4 separate regions of the Homo sapiens genome follow, and regions 1, 2 and 3 are each linked to region 4. The links are chromatin loops, found by intact Hi-C in ENCODE. Cell type or tissue: A673. All regions are shown on one strand. Region 1 has its middle 60 kb from the start of ADRB1. Region 2 overlaps CASP7 (caspase 7). Region 3 has its middle 58 kb from the start of ADRB1. Region 4 has its middle 22 kb from the start of MIR4483.

Region 1 (5,000 bases), 300 kb before region 4:
GTGTTCATTGGCTGGAAAAGGGTTATAGTTTATCATTTTAAAATTCCATTACATATTGTAAAGTAAAGATATTGACTATATAGATCCAAGATTTCAAGGCCAAGTACTAGCCAATTAATTGTCATGGATCAAATATCTGTGAAAGATGCTGTATTAGGGTTCTCTAGAGGGACAGGTCTAATCGAATAGACGTATATAAGAATGGGAGTTTATTAAGGAGAATTGATGCAAGGAAGCCAGTCTGAGTCCCAAAACTTCAAAAGTAGGGAAACTGACAGTGTAGCCTTCAGTCTGTGGCCAAAGGCCTGAAAGCCCCTGGCAAACCACAAGTGTAAGTCCAAGAATCCAAAAGCTAAATAACTTGGAGTCTGATGTGCAAGGGCAGGAAGCATCCAGCATGGAAGAAAGATGAAGGCTGGAAGTCTCAGGAAGTCTGCTCTTTCCATCTACTGCCTGTTTTATTCTAGCTGCACTGGCAGCTGATTAGATGGTGCCCACCCAGATTGAAGGTGGGTCTGCGTCTCCCAGTCCACTGACTCAAAATGTGAATCTCCTTTGTCAACACCCTCACAGACACTCCCAGGAACAATACTATGCATCCTTCAATTCAATCAAGTTGACACTCAATATTAACCATCACAGATGCATAGAAGGAAAAAAGAAATATTCAAGTAGAAATCTATAGACTTAGTTGTTAGAGATGCAAGTAATTACTGCCTTGTATTAGCACATAATCATTAAAATGGAAAATTAAAAAAATCTTATAAACAGCCTCAAATGACATGAGTACAAGTTTTTCTGCAGTATGTTCCCCTTAGTTTTATTAATTTTGACCATTGTCATCACTCTATCCTCAGCTGAGTGTACTTCCTCTAAGTACATAAATTTATATTAGTTTAGCTAATATAAAACTTCCACTACCCAGATGTTTTAACAACTCTTAAAAGAAGAAAAAAGAAAATAAATGTAAAACAAAGAGCACCCTGGGATGATAAGAACATGTAACAGAGTTAGCGACATTAAGCATTAAAACCTTAAGTGGCTTTAAAAAATGGGAGCCATAAAACAATGATTTCCCCCAGGCGCGGTGGCTCACACCTGTAATCCCAGCACTTTGGGAGGCCAAGGCGGGTGGATCACGAGGTCAGGAGTTCGAGACCAGCCTGGCCAACATGGTGAAACCCCGTATCTACTAAAAATACAAAAATTAGCCGGGTGTGGTGACACACACCTGTAATCCCAGCTACTGGGGAGGCTGAGGCAGGAGAATCACTTGGAGGAGAAGGCTGCAATGGCTAAAAGTGTACATTCTGGAATCAGACTGTCTGGTTTGAGTCCTGGCTCCACCATCACTTGATCTAGTTGCTTGACTTTTCTGAGCCTCATTTTCCTCATATGCAAAATGGGGGTGCTAGGAGGCCCCTTCCTCATAATATTGTTGTGAGAGTCAGATGAGATAATGAGGATAAAACCCATTTTGTACCTGATCACATAGTGCCAGAACTGAACACGTTAGCTATTAATATGGTTTGGCTCTGTGTCTCCACCCAAATCTTACCTTGAATTGTAACAGTCCCCACGTATCGTGGGAGGGACCTGGTAGGAGGTAACTGAATAATGGGGGTGGGGCTTTCCTGTGCTGTTCTCATGATACTGAGTAAGTCTCGCAAGATCTGATGGTTTCATAAAGGGCAGTTCCCCTGTACATGCGCTCTCTTGCCTACCACCATGTGAGACATGATGTTGCTCCTCCTTTGCCATGATTGTGAGGTCGCCCCAGCCATGTGGAATTGTGAGTCAATTAAACCTCTTTCCTTTATTTTTATTTATTTATTTTTTTCAAGATGGAGTCTTGCTCCATCACCCAGGCTAGAGCGCCGTGGTGCAATCTCGGCTCACTGCAACCTCCGCCTCCGGGGTTCAAGTAATTCTCCTGCCTCAGCCTCCTGAGTAGCTGGGATTACAGGTACCCACCACCACACCCAACTAATTTTTGTAGTTTTAGTAGAGACAGGGTTTCACCATGTTGGCCAGGCTGGTCTCGAACTCCTGACCTTGTGATCCACCCTCAGCCTCCCAAAGTGCTGGGATTCCAAGTGTGAGCCACCACACCTGGCCAAACTCTTTCCTTTATAAGTTACCCAGCCTTAGGTATGTCTTTATTAGCAGCATGAGAACCGACTAATACAGCTATTGTAATGGGAGAGAGTTCAGAACCCCAGCCCTGAACATGGTTCTTCAAGGGCTGAGGACATTGCAAGATCCTGAGCACTAGGCAAGGACCAACCGTGCAAATGGTGTGATGTGATGAAAGACGTGGTCTTATCCTTATAAAAGCATTCCAAAAGAAGTACAAATAGTAAAGGCACAGTGATGCGCTGATCATGGAACTCCTCATCTCCAGCACTGAAGATGGCAAGGAATTTTCTTACATGTGTACGTGTAGTTTTGGCACTGTAGATGACATTAGTATGAAGAAACAAGCTGTCACCTGCCACAAAAGATCAGGCAAAGCAGTTTCTGGTCATCACCCAATGTACCAAAACAGATTCAAAGTTAGTTCTTATTAATATTCTTCTCCCTGACGAACCTAATGATGGATTTTTAAAAATGTATTTGAGTAAAAAAATAAAAATAATTTATAAAGTCTAAGTCTAGCAGATTAGGCCTCCCTGACGTAGTTGCTCCTAGAAAATGTGTGAGTTAAGTTTATGCTCTAAATGCCACTAGATGGCGGATGAATATTATTAAACCACCCAATCTTCACAGACAAGTTCTGGGAACGACACGCTTTCCTTCTCATCATCCTGCCCTGTCTGCAGGATCCTGGGAGGTCTCTCCTGTAACTCCAGCTTTTTTCAGTCCTTGTCTTTCCAGTGTCAGGTGAAAGGCAGATACTCAACCCCTAGAAGAGTCTACGACCCTGGATGGCAGGCACTAGCTTAATCCAACATATGATGAGTATGATTTTACTGTGGTCCAAACTCCTAATGCAGAAAATATCAAAAGCTTTCCAACCTTTGAAAATTTTATTTCTAAGTCTTTCAGAGCCAGACATTTGGAAGAAAGGGCAACGTCCTTGCAGGCATTTTGCAGAGCACTTGTTAGAGAGGATGTGCCCGGTGTTCTGTGATGCCACCTTCCTGCCGCACATCAGCCAGATGCACGTCTCAACCTCCCCACTCCCAAACGGGCAAACAACTCCACTGCTACCTAAATCTTTAACTTCTTAATTTCAGAAATCGGCCGGGCGTGGTGGCTCACGCCTGTAATCCCAGCACTTTGGGAGGCCGAGGTGGGTGGATCACGAGGTCAGGAGATCGAGACCATCCTGGCTAACATGGTGAAACCCTCTCTCTACTAAAAATACAAAAAATTAGCCGGGCGTGGTGGCGGGTGCCTGTAGTCCCAGCTACTCGGGAGGCTGAGGCAGGAGAATCGCTTGAACCTGGGAGGTGGAGCTTGCCAGTGAGCCCGAGATCGTGCCACTGCCACTCCAGCCCTGGGGGACAGAGCAAGACTCTGTCTAAAAAAAAAAAAAAAAAAAAAAAAAAGAAAGAAAGAAAGAAAAGAAAAAGATATTAATTGGTTCTTTTGGGGGGAGGCAGATGGGGAGATATTGAACATAATTGCTGGCACTCCAAAATTTGGGAGGCTAGTTTGGACTATACTTGAGTGATCTTATCAAAGGATCTAATTTTTTTTTAGTTCTTTAAAAATAAGGTTCTGAATTTGAGCTGCCTCAGCTGTATCCTCTCTGGAGAGAGTTGATAATGGGATTGCTCAAGCAGTCTTGTAAACAGAGAAGTGTCCTCCTGGAAAAAGAGCTGGGCTTTCATGTCATGTCACCACAGGAAGCAGAAACCCAGCACGTTTTGCTTTATGGTTTAAGATTTTGTTACATTCAATGTAATTTGCTAACTACGACAAAACTACCCCCCCCCCCCATTGTTTATAATTATCTAACTAATCATTCTTTTTTTTTTTTTTTTTTTTGAGACGGAGTCTCGCTCTGTCGCCCAGGCTGGAGTGCAGTGGCGGGATCTCGGCTCACTGCAAGCTCCGCCTCCCGGGTTCACGCCATTCTCCTGCCTCAGCCTCCCAAGTAGCTGGGACTACAGGCGCCCGCCACTACGCCCGGCTAATTTTTTGTATTTTTAGTAGAGACGGGGTTTCACCGTTTTAGCCGGGATGGTCTCGATCTCCTGACCTCGTGATCCGCCCGCCTCGGCCTCCCAAAGTGCTGGGATTACAGGCGTGAGCCACCGCGCCCGGCCAATCATTCTTATTTCTGGAGAAAAACCAAAGGTAGCTAATGCCAAGGCCCCTGGTTTAAGAACCAAGTCCCCTCTCCCATTTCCACACGGTAGATGCTGATTCCAGATTGCAGCTGGACCTGCTGACCTGAGAGAGTGCCCGTGGTCTGGAAAGGATCCATGTGAGGGAGACAGGACAAGGACCTTACAGTCTGAGAGAACACAGTATGGCGATGACAGGGAGCAGGGATCCCGGGTGGTACGCGAGGAAGGGACTGTCCTGTGGTGGATGCTGTTCCTCTTACGTGTACCCTAAGCCACCGTCAATTCCTAGCCCTGTGTGGGTGTCGGGAGCTGCTCAGGGTCTCCCCTCTGACAGAGGTATGATGTTCTCACTGATGAGCCACTGGCCTTTGCTGTCAGCTGAGACGTTGGCAAAGCACCTCCTCCTCACCCAGCCCCTCTGCAAGTGGTGGCCATGTGGCCACATGGCTTTCTGGTAAAGGATCTATTTCTTGGCTTGGCGAAGAAGGAGGGAGAGAAGCATTTTCCTGCTTCCAGATGAAGTCAACACAATCATTTCCTTCTTCCCTCCCCACTCTGCAGGCCGGGAGCTGGGCGCTTTCTCTCTCTGGCTTCCTGGAAAGGGTTATTGGAAACGGGGCCGTACGTGAATCAAAGGATGCAGAGCGAGGAGGGAACCGAGCCTGCCACGGTCAGGGGCGGCGCGAGGCGGGGAGCCCA
Region 2 (5,000 bases), 91 kb after region 4:
CCCTCTGCAGCAGTGAGGGTATGTTTAGGGCCACGGGGGCAATTTACAACTCTCCTTGGAACCTGCAAGGTCTCCCAGCAATGACAGCTGAGCTGAACATTAAACTGAAATTCCTTTAATGCCACCACCAAAATCCTTCCAGGAAATGCCCCAGCAGGCAGTGTCATCCTTAGAGTCTCCTTCCTTTGTAACAAACTGTGTAGAGTCCCCAGGGCAGCCTAGGTGTGAGCAGTAATTCACTCTCAGCACAGTCAGAGGAGACATGCTTTGTGATCTCAGTCCCAGCAGCGAATAAAAGAGTTACTGTCTGCTTGGAAATCAGCTGCTGGAGTCGAGCAGATCATCAGCTAAACAACTGCTATTGGACAGAAGAAAGGGCCTCAAGGGCTCCCAGGAGATTGTGCTAATTAATTAGCCAATGGCACAAAGAAGGCAACAGTCCATAGCTCAGTCCAGCAGGTTCTCCCAGGGGTGGGAGCTGGGGAGGGAAAAAGAAGGAAAATAAAATGCTTTCAAAGGTCCAGATTAGAAACTTCTTCAGCTGGCAATCATCCCCAAAGACATGATTTTCTAAAAGTGGCTGTTGTTGTTTCTCCAGGTTCCTAGGACCTCACTGCAGAAGATGCTGAAGCATGTGAGAACTGCTGTACCCCGCCAAACGGAGGGGCAGGAGGAAAAGGCCACTGAGATTCTTTCAAGTCCAGATCAACGGGTATGAGTCTTTCTTCCGAAGCTGATGAACGACACAAACGGTGGAGGAACCACTTCAGATATTTTTTAAGTCACCATGAAGAAGTATGAATATTTTTATAGGCTTATGCTTTACAAATTGAATTAACAATCATTATCCCACTGATTCTGCAAAGTACAGATGAGAGGCAAAGAAAGACAAGGCAAATAAAACTGGCCAGGGTAGTTTTTCCTCCAGAGTTTGTCGCTTCCCATTCTATCCATCCTCCTCTTTTTCCTCTCTTTGCTAACTGCTGATGCAACTACCTTTACTTTGGCCCCGTTTATATTCGGAAGACTTTTACTAAGATTACTTTGCGAAGAAACATAGGATTCTTGTTTTGGAACCTGCCATTAAGTGCAAAGTCCAAGATAAACCAGAGCAGTGAATTGAAAGTTCTAAATCCGCTTAAAAGCTTCTGTGTTCCACAATTCACTGCAGATTTAAAAAAAGAAACCTGGCTACTAAATCACTATGCTTAGAGCCAGACAAGCAAGATCACAACACACTACAATATCTTGGTAGAATGACTTATTAAGTGCACTTAAGTGTACACTAAAATGCAAAGGAAAGTTAACACAGCAGGTTGAACCCAGTGCTTCCTAACCATCCCATCTCTTTCTTCATGTTGAGCTTCTTCGCCAGTATGGGCAAGTACCACTATCTTCATTTCCAGATGTGTTCAGATAAGCATAAATCTCTGCTAGGAACACAAATAATGCCAGCATCAACTATCAGGAAGGAACCAGAGTGTCCTAACTTCTTAGGTAGAGAGCCATTTCCTGCAACTTCTAATTTCACAGTGTGAGGTCAACTCAGTCATTTTCACTACAACAGTCAAGAGTCAAAAAATTATAACCAAGCTCTCATGATTATTTAGATAAAAAGACATCCTTGAAGAGCCTACAGCAACTTGTATCAGAAAACGTTATAGGATAAAAATATTCTGCCTACTTTACAAAGAAGTGAAAAACCTTAGAAAGAGTACAATGGATTTTTACAATCCACTCCGGGTGCAAGTGTAATTTTCCCCATCACTGGAGTGGATAAATACAGGTTTTATCCTCTTATGGATCCCCTGGGCTACTCAAAATGTGAATTATGCCTTTCTATATTTGGAAAGGAATATAAGCATGCAAGAAGCCCACTGCGATTAATTTTCTAAAGCATCACCATGAATAGGATTCCCAGTAGCTCTATCTGCCTGCAGACATTCATCAGCATGAAAGTAAACACACCACCAGGCTCACATTTCCCCAGAGCTGTTTCATTCGGAACTAGAGCTCTGGTTTTCGTAGCCACTTTGTCTAAATATTTTTGGGATGATTCATTCATGGTCTCAACATCTCAACAGAGGGCATCCCCACAGTCCTAACATATTAAGGCACAGAGCAAGACAGAGAAGAAAAGAAAGAGTGCAGGTAGTAGTACCTAGTGTCTCCATCTGAAAACAGTCCCCTCTGCATCAGAACTAGGCTGTGCTCTGCGACGACAGGAAGTGAGTTTCCTTCTTCTCTGTAATAATAAAAACTCAACATGCTCGGAGCTCAGCAGGGGATAGAAGACTGGCACAGGCTGCCTGGCCCTGAAGGCCTGTGACTGAATCAGCAGTGAACTGCACGCTGGAGTTTTCCACAGGACCATTCAAACTCGGGCTGGGAAGGTCACACTGGCCTCTCCCTTCTCTGCTGACCGGCAGAAATGCCCCGGCTCCCCATTGTAGCATCCCCCAACCCTGGGATGGCTCCTGTGGAAAAAAGCAACTGTCTGTGAGCGTGGGGTCCAAAGGAAAAAAGAAAACAAAATTTCCATAAACATGCAGCCAGGAGCACAATCTTTAAGAGTGAAAAATTGGGAACGACAGGGGAATAGCTAAGCAAGAGACAGAGTATCAACAGAACAAACCATCATACAGTTCAAGTTGATGAGCATCACACATGGTCAACCCACCGAAGTCCCAAATCTACACCAGGCTGCAAAACGGCACTCACATGACGGCAAAACATGTCAAACTATATGTAAGTTAATCAACAAAAACAGGAAGTGAGTGTGTGGTGAATTAAAGAGTTCAAGTTCATTAGGTTATGTTTTTCCTTTAAAGGTACTCAAGTGAATAAAAATAATAGGAGACCACGGAAGCATACCAAAGCCCTTCATTTTTAAATGAGGCATACAAACATTTTTCAATGATCTTGCATAAAGTGAACGATCCAGGAGTTGCTGTATTTCCCCATCTCAACCCTCCAAATGCAACAAGGAAAATGCAAACACATAAAAACCAAACACTTATAAAGTGAACGGCTCAGCAACGCTTTTCTCCATTTCTTGGTTCAGGACCACAGTCTAGAAAGGGTATGAAGCTGATACAATGAGGTTATGACACCTGCTACCCTGCACAAGCCTCTTGATCACCTGCCATCCTCAGGTCTGTGAACAGGAGAGAAAATTCGCTCTATACATTTTTTTCTCTGAAAGTCAGTTGCAAAAATATAAACATGGGGAAGCAAACTCAGTTTAAAAGAGGCTAAGGAGAAGAATAGATCCCCCTCCCCAAAACATACCAACCTCCACATTTCCCTCTTTCCCCTAAAAAAAAAAAACAAAAAAACAAAACCAGTAGGGTCCCTGACAATAAAAATTGACAAATGACTTTAAAACAAATCATCCAGGGGGTAGAAAAGGCTGAATTGTCTTTAAATAGCCTAATAGACTGAATGGAGGATACAATACGTCTGTATTACGGCTGCAGGGTCCAGCATTAGAACAGCTAACATACTTCAGTCCTTAATCACTCCACCCATCTTTTCCCCTTAAAACTGACCATTGGCGGGCAGGGTGGCTCACGCCCATAATCCCAGCACTTTGGGAGGCTGAGGCAGGCAGATTACCTGATGTCAGGAGTTTGAGACCAGTCTAGCCAACATGGTGAAACCCTGTCTCTACTAAAAATACAAAAAAATTAGCCAGGAGTGGTGGCACGCGCCTATAATCCCAGCTACTCGGGAGGCTGAGGCACGAGAATTGCTTGAACCTGGGAGGTGGAGGTTGCAGGGAGGTGAGATCACACCACTGCACTCCAGCCTGGGCAACAGAGTGAGACTCTGTCTCAAAACAAAACAAACAAAATTCTCATCATCACAGATCCTTGAGAGAAAGAAAACCAGCAGCTCAGGGGTTAAACATGCAATGCCACGCTCACATTTCCTGTCTGTGATCACATGTTCATGTGAGAAGCAACTGGTTATGTTTTCATAGTACTTTTCTATTACTAGGCTTAATTTTTCTCTGCTAATAGTGTTCTAGGTTTCTATTACTGTGAAAAGCTGATGATTTACCTTACCTTTTCACTTTAATTTATCCCCTCTAGAAGAGCAATAACTGAAAAGAACTGGAGGTATCCCACACATGCAGAAGCTACAGCTTTGCAGTTTCTAGACCTCTGCCCACGTTTTGGTGTCCTGTGCTTGCTGCTCCTGAAACGTACACTTGGCCCTCTTCACTGGAAAGCCCACTGCTCGCCCTGCTGGGACAGCGTCCCTATGCCATCCGTCCGCCGCTGGAAAGCCCATGGCTCGCCCTGCTGGGACAGCTGTCCCTATGCCATCCCTCCGCCACTGGAAAGCCCACTGCTCGCCCTGCTGGGACAGCTGTCCCTATACCATCCCTCTGCCAAAGTGAAGCAGAGAAGAAGCCGTGTACACGAAGAAAATTTGCTGACCCACTTGGGTGGAAGGAAAAAAGCACTCTGTGGGTGGATTAATGTGGATGAACAGCCTGGTGCCACCAAAGTCGTGGGTGCCACCTGACGCTGGGGGGAAGCACTGGACAAGTTAGGCCTGTGTCTCGGTCCTGGTCCTCTTGGGTGGCTACGTATCACCTCTCTGGTCTTCCTTTCCTTGATCATAATGAAGGGAATTAGGTAAGTTCTCCCAGTGTTAAAATCATGATTCTATGATTTCTTCCTCAGCAGGCACATTCAGGTAATTCAGGAAGCTGACGGTTACTCTGATTCTCATAACAATCCCGTGGGCAGAGATCAATATCTCTATTATGCAGATAAGGAAGCTGAGGCACAGGAAGGTCACGTGACTTGCTATAGTCCCTCAAATAGTAAGTGGGAGGAAGGGCCAGGATCTGAACCCCGGTTGTCTGACTCAACTTTGCTACTTCTATTATTTTACATAGTGTCATCACTGCTTCAAATACAGCATTAAATCTTTATCATTCTCTATGTACAAATTTGGGAGACAGGCATCCAATTTTCTGGAAG
Region 3 (5,000 bases), 190 kb before region 4:
ATGCTTGTCCTCTTCTTAGAGCTGAGGAGACAGGCTCAGAAAAGTTTAAGTTGCCTGACTGATGATTGATGATTGATGGCTGATGACGACTTACAGTGATTTTTAAAAAGTATGAACATTTTATTTCAGTAATACAACAGACACTACTCACTTTTGGACATTAGAGGAAAGAAAGAAAATGTCCAATTCCACTGCCCCCACAGAGCTGTACAACACAGCATTTCATTATATTACTGTGATTCATTCATTCTTTCACTGGAATATTTAACAAATACATGGTACCCCATTCTGGGGAGGCATAACCCTAGGAACTATGAGGTCTGCACAGACCAAAAGGGTGAGTTTTCTAGACAAATTTAGGAGAGGATAAGACAAAGATAACTATCATGCAAGTCAAAAATGGCAAATGTGCTAAAAACAAATGCAAAATGCTATGAGAGCTCAAAGAAGTGACTACCCCTAGGGGGTGAACCTGGTTGAGGGACATCTTCACAGAAGATACCGTGTTTATTCCCTGAACTGAGTAGTGACCCAGTATACTTCAGGTGCAGGAAACAAGAGAGGTTACAAGGCTCGCAGAGGGAACTGCAAAAACTCCAATCTGACTGGAGGGAGGTGCAGCCATGGGCAAAGAGGGAAGGGTGATTGTGCAAGGGGGCCCTAAATGACTCATCAGAGGCTTTAAACCTTATACAAAAGGTGCTGGGGATAAGTTGTGACAAAGTAGGATATGATCACTGTTGTGTTTTAGAGAGAGTAACTTACCAATGTTAGGGGGTGCAGGGGAGATTGGATAAAATGAAGAGTAGGAAATGGGATCTAGGGAGGTTGAGGGTCAGCTCTGCACACTGAATGAATGGAAAAGCACAGGCAAGACCAGCCCTGCATTCTAAGCCTGGGTAACCAAAACCCTCACAATGGCCTAGATGGCCTGCCACTCTAGGGTCCTGTATTAGTCTGTTCTCATGCTGCTTATAAAGACATACCTGAGGCTAGGTAATCTATAAAGAAAAAGAGGTTTAATGGACTCATTTCCATGTGGCTGAGGAGGCCTCACAATCATGGTGGAAGGTGAAAGTCACATCTTACATGGCGGCAGGCAAGGAGAGAATGAGAACCAAGCGAAAGGGGTTTCCCCTTATAAAACCATCAGATGTCATGCAACTTATTCACTACCAAAAGAACAGTATGGGGGAAGCCGCCCACATGATTCAATTATCTCCCACAGGTCCCTCCCACAACATGTGGTAATTATGGGAGCTACAATTCAAGATGAGATTTGGATGGGGACACAGCCAAACCACACAGGGTCCTCACTACCCTCAGATCTCCTTTCCTTCTTTCCTCCCCCTTGCTCCCTTGACTCCAGTAGCATGGTTTCTTCCAACTCCAAACACTGGACATCCCCAGCCATGAGGTCTCTTGGCTTACAAGCCCTTCCCAATGTATTTGCATGGTTTGAGCTCTTGCCCCCTTCAAATCTTTGCTCTCGTGTCCCCTTCTTGCTGAGGTCACGTAACACCACTATATATTTGACTTCCTTTCTCATTAGAATGTTGGCTCCATGGAGATGGGTTTTGTCTGGTTTGTCCATTTTGGCATCTCACGGCTGGCACAGGGTAAGTGCTCACTGAATATTTGTTCAGTGGTGATGGTGACATGGATGAAACCTGGGGCATCAAGGAAGAGAGCTGGCACGGGCAGCAGGAGAAATGAGGGTTTTGGTCCAGAGCATTTGTTCTTAGGTGTTGGTGGGGGGCAGGCAACTGGGAGTGAGGAGCCGGGTTCCGCCTGGGAGCCTGGGATTGGGAGCTGTTCACATGGAGACAGACATAGAGATAACTTGTATCTGGAGGGCAATGAGAAAGCACTGTGGGTACAGCTCCAGAGGGACAGGATAGGAACCAGGAATATCGGGTTTTGTAAATCAAGAAGAGAACATTTCAAGACATAGATAATCAAATGTGACTCGCACTGCAGAGCCATCAAAGAGAATGCCAAGGAGGCTTGGGAGTAAGGAGAGGCCATTTGGAGGTCACTCGTGTCCTTTCAGTCGGGTGGCATAGGCAGAGACCAGGCCACATTAGGATGTTAGCTCCATAAAGATGGGTTTTGCCTGGTTTGTCCACTGCAGCATCCCGCAGTTGGCACAGGGTTTTGAGTGTTGAGATGTGGCTGAGGTGGGATGTACTGTAAGTGCAGAAAGCACATGGGACTGTGAAGACTTAGAAAAATTAGGAAAAGCGGATGCAATATATCTTATTAATATTCTTTCTATTGAGTGCACGTTGAAATGATAATTTCATTTCAAACATTAATGGTTACATTAATTATTAAATAATTATTAAAGGTGACATTAGGATATATTAGGTTAAATGAAATATGTTATTAAACGTAGTTTTACTTTCTTCTGGTTTTTAATTTTTTTAATGTGATTACTAGAAACTTTATAATTACACACGTCTCCCATCATATTTCTATTGGACAGAGCCGGCCTTGTCTGCCAGGGATTAATATTTACCAGCATATATTCATGTATACTCTCTCTTCTTCTCTCCCTCTTTTCCTTCCTTCCTTCCTTCCTTCCTTCCTTCCTTCCCTCCCTCCCTCCCTCCTTCCTTCCTTCCTTCCTTCCTTCCCTCCTTCCTTCCCTTCCTTCCTTTCCTTCCTTCCTCTCTCTCTGTCCCTGTCTCTCTCTCCTGCCTCTGTCTCTTTCTAGAAACAAATGTCTTTGGCCAGCTACATTGTTTTCTGAATGGACACCTGAGTAGTTAATCTTCCATTCTCAGTAAAAATAGATGCTTTTCATATCAAATCATCAAGTTGCTTTAGCATTAAGCTGCCTGGAACTATATTAAAGTCAGTGATAAGCAGTCCATTAGCTGTACCAAGCTCTTAGGCTCCCTGGGAGCAAAAGAAACTGCATAAATGAAGTTTCTTCTACACTAAGCAGCAAATAAATGAAGGCCTTTGAAGAAACCACCTACGTGAAGTCCTGGAATTGTAATTACCCAACCCTCCAATTTGGCAAACAGAGGTTTTCTTACAATATAACCATCTCCCCAGTAATGGGCCCTCCCAGTAGGAGGTAGCGAGACTGTGGGTTGCATGGCGCCAAGACAAAGACGTTTACTGATTTGGACACTTGAACCGCTGCTTAAGAAGGAAATTCCCAGTGTTCATCTTGGCTGGGGTCAGGAATTGTTCTTGGGCCCTGTGAGGTCAGGCTTTAGCCTTTATGTATCTGCTAGTGGTGCAATGAACTTGCTTACTTTTCAGAAAAAGAAAAAGACACTTAAGTTTCTTCTACTCCCTTCTGATTTCTACAAAAAAAAAAAAAAAAAAGTTCAGTATTAAAATACAAAGACCAGAGCGACCTTTTTCTCAAGCTAATGAAAGGAAAGACGTTCCTTATTCAAATATTTATTAAGGAACTTGGGGTTACCTCTGATCGTTAACATTTTCTAATCAAGGAGCAGTGAAAATAAAAACAAGATTAATTGATGCTGTCTTAGGTTTGCAAGGCTCCAATCTTGGCTGAAGGACAAAGAAAGAATTATAGAAGATCCCCAAGGAATGGTCTCTTCTAAAAAGAAGGAACCTATTTTACAGCCTGAATCTTAGCTGGGAAGCAAGACTCACTTCAACATTGACAATGTCATGTTCCAAGTGAGGCAGAGTAGAGGTCAGAGTTTTCGCTGGCTGAAAACTGATCATTTTCATGCCAAGCTGTTGAATGATTCTGGCCATTTCAATATGGCTGGGTTCCTTGGAGAAGACGCTGAGAAGAGGATTCCTGTGCTAATGATTGATGCAGAAAATCCTCTAGGAGCTTGGGGAGCAGGATAAGGAAGGGGAAGAAGCTAAGCACAGGTTCCATCTCCAGCCAAGTCTCAACCTAGGCTCAACCCCACAGGGGAGCTCTGGAATGTAAATTAAACCTTAGAGTCAGTTCGTACTTGAGGCAGGGGAGCTGGCCTTTCAGCCCCAGGCTGTGGTCAGTCATTGGTTAAGGGTCAACCTGGGCAAGGTGAGCTTCCAGGCGCCCACCCCCACCAGCTGTCTATGAGCATGGGCAAAGTGGCTCGGGTCACCCAGGAGAGTTTTCCTCAAGAAACCAGGTGTTGGGCACACGAGGGAGATTGGTGGTATCTGGGTGTGGCACCATCAATGTCTGCTGCATCGTAAGTTTGACCTGGACAAAATCTTCATGTCTGCGGCTATTCCATTTATCTGCCTTCTAGAGCTCCCCACCGTGAGATCTGGGTTGGGATAGGTAGTGGGAATTTGCTGATTTTGGTTGCCCAATTTCAATTCCCCATTTTAATCATTGTAATTTAATTATTAAAGCAATTTAGCAATATTAAAGTAATAGTAATTTCAGGAAACTCTTCTCTTTCTTGGTCTGTATCTGTTGGCAGAGATGATCAACACAGACCCCGGAGACGGGTGTATATGTCAAATTCTAGGCAATCAGCACATTCCTCTCTCTCTGGCCCAGTGACTGGTTCAGGGATGGTGCCTTGGCCAGCAGTCAGATACAAGGAATTACTCTGGCAGTTTTTAATCAGAAAGGTATTCAACACAAAGCAACAGGTGCTCATGAAATCACTGGAAGGACTGAAGGAGCAGGCTCTGGCTGGGTTTCCTGAAAGATGCCCATTGCCCACCAGTGATCAAACAAGAAGGCAGAGAGTGAGGAGGCCCCCACTAGAACCCCTGTATTCAAGAATACATCCAGTTGCTACAGGCTAGGGTTCTGAAGCTTTTCAACATCTGAGAAGCTAGAGACTGGACACTGAAACAACCGTCCTGGGCCAGGAGCCACAGCAAGAAAAGAGTGCCTCTCTCACGGCTGTCTTTCAAATCTCACCCTACCACATCCTGTGGCTGGGACCTGATGTGCTTGCAGAACCCCAGCTTAGAGGGAGGCTGTGGATGTATATTTCAGTTTTCCAGCCTTTGCAGTATACGGAAGCCCCAGAAGGAGGTCAGAGTGG
Region 4 (5,000 bases):
CCAACAGTACAATGAAAGCCAAGCCTTTTTTGGATTAAAATAAATGACTGACATTAATCTTCCTCTTGCTCATCTACTGCTTTATTACTTACAAAGCCTTGCCCCAGTCATCTCACTTAGCCAAACCCAGACCAACCTGTGCAGCTGTCCTGATAGCCCTTACTCAGAGCTTTGGTAAACCAGTTTGTTCTTTTCTTTCCAGAACCAGGTTTGGACCAGCTAAGAAAGTTCCTAGAAGCAGGCTGGGTTAGAAGAAGTCTCCCACTTTCTCCCCATATCCTTGTCTCTTCCCAAATGCTGCTACTCTGCTTTTGTTTGTTCTACTCAGACGTGTAGCTTAGTGTTCTTCCATCATAGGGGGCCTGCAGAGAACCAGGAGGGGAAGAAGAAGGACTCCACATCCTTTACTCCTTTTCAACAGCAGCCTTTGAAATCACCAGATCATCTTCGAGCTTCTCAGTGCTCCCTATTGATTCAAACAACAGATCTAGAAGTTAGGAGTCCTAGGTTCAAGTTCTTATTTTGCTACTAACTGAGTCAACTTGGGCAAGTCTTTCAACTTCCTGGGGTCCTTAAACCTCATTCTGTAGATGAGAACGTTAGATTGGATGGCCTCCCATACTCTGTCCAATCCCAGCACGCCATGTATTATAGAGAAGCTTCGAGTGCCTGCTATGAGTGAGACAGAGTCTTGGTACCTGCTCCTCAGTAACTAGAGTGCAGTTGGGGAGTGAAGGCACCACACAGTGTTATCAGTATGAGGCTATGTGTCATGGAATGCCCAGGCCGTTGATGGCTGAGACTCACAATTTTGACTGCAGCACTGGAAAATAATACTGAATGCAATTCGTAAACAAGTCTGTGAGCTCTTGGGAGGCCAAATATCATCAACTCTTTTGCAATTTGTTAGCGTAGGGACAGATGTTTGCAAATTGTAGATATTTACATGGATGAAATACAATACTCTAAGGGGATTTTATTGGAATGAAATGTCCAGTCACCATATTGTAAATTTAATTCCAACCAGAATCTTTATTAAGCCTTTGGGGCAGGCGGACATGGGGATATAAACATTTTAAAACTCGGCTGCTCTCCAGAAGCCAGCACTCGGAAATGCAGCAGTCTTCTTTCCAGTTGCTGAAAAGTTAATGTCCTATTTTAGTCACATTTAAGTAACTTTAATTGAACCTTAACTCCTATTAGCTAGTTCTTGAAACACCAAGAAAAAGTCAGGGCATGCACAGGTATTTGGAACAATAGCTACGTTTTGGGTGAGTGTTCTTAGCCACACTTGATAATGCACCAGGGTTCCCATTAAATAACAGCCCTTAGTTTAGGCCTCTCCACATGGAAGACCCTCAAAAAAATTATTGTTAGGGGATTTCCCCTGAAATTCCAGTGTACCTGAAAGCCAACTTGAATTAAAGAAAATAGGCCAGGCGCAGTGGCTCTCGCCTGTAATCTTAGCACTTTGGGAGGCCAAGGTGGATGGATCATGAGGTCAGGAGTTCAAGACCAGCCTGCCCAAAATGGTGAAACCCTGTCTTTACTAAAAATACAAAAATTAGCCGGGCATGGTGGCAGGTGCCTGTAATCCCAGCTACTTGGGAGGCTAAGGCAGAACCTGAACCCAGGAGGTGGAGGTTGTAGTGAGCCGAGATCTCGCCACTGCACTCTAGCCTGGGCAACAGAGCAAGACTCCATCTCAAAAAAAAAAGAAAAAAGAAAAAGAAAATAATTAACACTGGTGCACTTGAACATTATAAAAGTCGTTTGCATTTCCATTATTTTCTCATCTAAACCCTAGTTTACAAAGGAAAAAACTGAGATTTATGGAGATTAATCTGCTCAAGATCACATTTTCATGGCATCAAGAGTCCTCTACCTTTAACTTAAAATTCCGTGATTCTTTCCAAAGTGCTGATGATTTTAAACACAGATAAATGCAGACATAAACACAGATAGAGATGCTGGTTAAGGAGTACAAAGCTTCAGTTAGGAGGAATAAGTTCTGGAAATCTATTATACAGCATGGTGACTATAATCAATAACAATATATAGATAGTATACTTGAAAACTGCTACGGGAGTAGACTTTAAATGTTCTCATCACAAAAATGCTAGGTATGTGAGGTGATGGATACATCAATTATTTGATTTAATAATTCTATAATATATACATATATCAAAAAATCTCCATATATCTCTACATAAACATCATATATATCTATATATATCACCATATCTATATCTATATAAATATCTATATTTTATGCATACTATAAGAATAGATAAATAGATATATTTCTCCTAATAACTTTGCATTCTTTGGAGGTAAAGAAGTCCTCGAGAGGGCTGGGCACAGTGGCTTACACCTGTAATCCCAGCACTTTGGGAGGCTGAGATGGGTGGATTACCTGAGGTCAGGAGTTCAAGACCAGCCTGGCCAACATGGTGAAACCCCATCTCTACTAAAAATACAAAAATTAGCCGGGAGCGATGGCAGGTGCCTGTAATCCCAGCTGCTTGGGAGGCTGAGACAGGAGAATCACTTGAACCCAGGAGGCAGAGGTTGCAGTGAGCTGAGATCATGCCACTGCACTCCAGCCTGGGTGACAAGAGTGAAAATTACATCTCAAAACAAAAAAGTCCTCAAGAAAGAAGAAATCCTTTATTCAGTGACATTTTTCTTCCCCATACTTTTCCAGGCTTTCACATACCTTGCCTCGGTTGCATGCATTGAACTTCCCAAATATCAGACCCAAGTATGAATTTCAGGAAAAGCCAGAAAACTCCACACCAATCCTTGAGAATAATTTTAAGAAATTCTTCAGTCCTTAAAGATTCCTTTTGGTGTCCGGTGTGCTTCTTAATCAGGGCTAGCGTCCGGCCTGTTTTTAATTTCCCTCTTCTGCCATCTGCTGGTAGTACATCTGCAGTGGCATCTTCCAGAACATAAGCCACAAGATCATTCGTGTTCCTTGGGTCAGACTCTCTGTAAAACTTAAGTGATTCTCAATTCCAGCTGCATATTAGAATCATATGGGACATTTTCAAAAGTATTAATGCCCAAGTCCCACCCCTAGAGATTCAGATTCATTTAATTTGGAAACGATCACCAGTATTTTCTGAAAAGTTCACCAGAGAGTTAATACGTAATATGTAGCCAGTGAGACCCACTGGCCTAAACAATCAAGTCTAACTAGTACAGATAATGGGAAAGTTAATGTAACCAAGGAAAATCTGCATTCAATTTGGTCATATCTAGATGAGTTCTCCAACTCATTTTATACTGTTAATATAACTCACTCCAACTCTATGTGCTTTTTATGGATTAAAAAATTGAAATCAATTATTTGCAGTCTTTCAGGATTTTCCTCATGATTAAACAGGAATACACCCTAAAGTAAATCAGCTTTATTATTTTTTCCACATTTCATATTATAAGCTATGATATAAACAAGTACTAAAAATAAAATGAGTTCTGAAAAAGGTATAATTCAGAAAGAAGTAGGCTTGTATTTTATATTAATGTTCCTATAAATGTTGCATCCCTTTTCCACATTGAAGTTAGACTAAAAAATCAGAAGCTTGATTACTTTGTAAGCAGATAGATTGAAAAGGCAATTTATTTGAGATTGAATTTCTGTCTAATCATGAGGAAAACTGAAAATTTGCAGAAGAAAATAATATAAGCTTTATACACACACAATACATTATGTACAGATCCTATGTATTTTTACATATTTCAAATGAGTGGGACATAAGGGTTTGATATTCTTGGAAGTGAATTTAACAAATGATCCAAAGAATATCTAATAAAATAAGCAAGCATCAATCCTGTTTTCCCAGGAGATATTCTGTAGGTCTGAGGGTCAGGAAGCGCCCCTAGACCCCAGCTAACCCCAATCTCAAGTAGCCCAAATGGAAATGTGATGTGCATATTCTAATAGATTCTCATAATTGTTGGAATGCTTTCCATGTTGTCAGTAGAGAATGTCAGTTTTTTTTTAATCATTGCCTGTACCTCTGACTTGCTGAGCCACCTGGAACTAGGGACACCGAAGCTGTGGCATTTTCTCCTTAACTATGTGAGCTTTCTGGAAAAACAGAACCAAAATCAAAACCAACTAACCAACAAACCAACCAAACAACAACAAAAAACCCTCTTAGTAGCTTTTGGCTTTTAGACTTTGAGCTTTAAAACTTTTAGGAACACCACACAAAATTCACAATCTTGTTAAGGAGTGATTTTTCAGTCTGATGAGAGAGACTTGTCACTGTTAGCCCCAATGGTAACTTTTTGGGGAAATAATATAATAGAACATAAGCAATTCTTGAACAAGATGGATCTGAAATTTTCACTGAACTTAAAAGATTTCCAGTAAATACTAACCTTACAAAAATTAAGGCAACATGAAAGAAAGGCAGAGTAAATTCAGTTGTTTTCGGTTTTATTGCCTGATTTCAACTTGGTTTAAGTTCTAAAAATATCATGTAATTATTTCCATGGCTGAAGAAATGAGTTACAAAACTAGAGAGATGTGATCTTGAAATAATTTGAAAACAACCCACTAGCCCAATCTCTCACCCTTATTTTATCTAGAAGATTAAATGATTGTCCTGGTGAATTTCTCAATATTAATTAAAATTAGAGGTTTAGAACAATGGCTATGTCTTTGGTGAGTATTTTTAGCCATACTTGATTAGATTAAGATTCTAATTCTGATTATTTACAACAGACCTAGGGGGATAATGTGATTTTTAAAATTTCTGTTAAAATTATTTTGTACATGGAAGGAAACCATTTCAGCGCCCTTCGATACTGAAATGTAAACAGCTAGTTTTAAATTCCTGAGATTAGTGTCAATCTCAACCAAAATATTATCACTAAAATGAATTGTCATACCTATTTAAACTATTTAAAACTAAACAGGATTACTCACGGAAATCCAGTTTACTGGATTTAAACATCACCAAATTGTTTGGAAGGGAAGTTTC

What was found. A loop is a pair of places that touch in the nucleus more often than their neighbours do. Peaks named below come from ENCODE experiments on the same cell type or tissue, not always from the same donor. Only the 100,000 strongest peaks of a DNase experiment are listed, where the experiment ranks them.
Region 1: it touches region 4 in a loop (8-fold over the local background); 101 of 110 quality-filtered maps call a loop at or near these places.
Region 2: it touches region 4 in a loop (4-fold over the local background); 37 of 110 quality-filtered maps call a loop at or near these places.
Region 3: it touches region 4 in a loop (9-fold over the local background); 7 of 110 quality-filtered maps call a loop at or near these places.

What each region holds. Positions count from the first base shown.
Region 1 is chr10:114,101,250-114,106,249 of GRCh38, reverse strand. No RefSeq gene overlaps it. Among named protein-coding and RNA genes, the nearest start is that of ADRB1, 60 kb to the right of the region's middle. In A673, a CTCF peak has its summit at 2,717 (motif pointing right); DNase peaks (open chromatin) are centred at 2,759 and 3,809; H3K27ac peaks cover 852 bases.
Region 2 is chr10:113,706,608-113,711,607 of GRCh38, reverse strand. All of the region lies in intron 2 of CASP7 (caspase 7), which reads right to left. LOC124902505 (a long non-coding RNA gene) reads left to right here. Exons shown (of 2, transcript XR_007062294.1): 1 at 1-18; 2 at 599-927. Among named protein-coding and RNA genes, the nearest start is that of CASP7, 29 kb to the right of the region's middle. In A673, no CTCF peak of the experiment used is centred here; DNase peaks (open chromatin) are centred at 227, 1,487, 1,917 and 2,247; H3K4me3 peaks cover 3,033 bases; H3K27ac peaks cover 3,676 bases.
Region 3 is chr10:113,983,632-113,988,631 of GRCh38, reverse strand. No RefSeq gene overlaps it. Among named protein-coding and RNA genes, the nearest start is that of ADRB1, 58 kb to the left of the region's middle. In A673, no CTCF peak of the experiment used is centred here; DNase peaks (open chromatin) are centred at 1,241, 2,151 and 3,081; H3K4me3 peaks cover 1,204 bases; H3K27ac peaks cover 5,000 bases.
Region 4 is chr10:113,797,700-113,802,699 of GRCh38, reverse strand. No RefSeq gene overlaps it. Among named protein-coding and RNA genes, the nearest start is that of MIR4483, 22 kb to the right of the region's middle. In A673, a CTCF peak has its summit at 2,936 (motif pointing left); a DNase peak (open chromatin) is centred at 2,919; H3K4me3 peaks cover 873 bases; H3K27ac peaks cover 3,471 bases.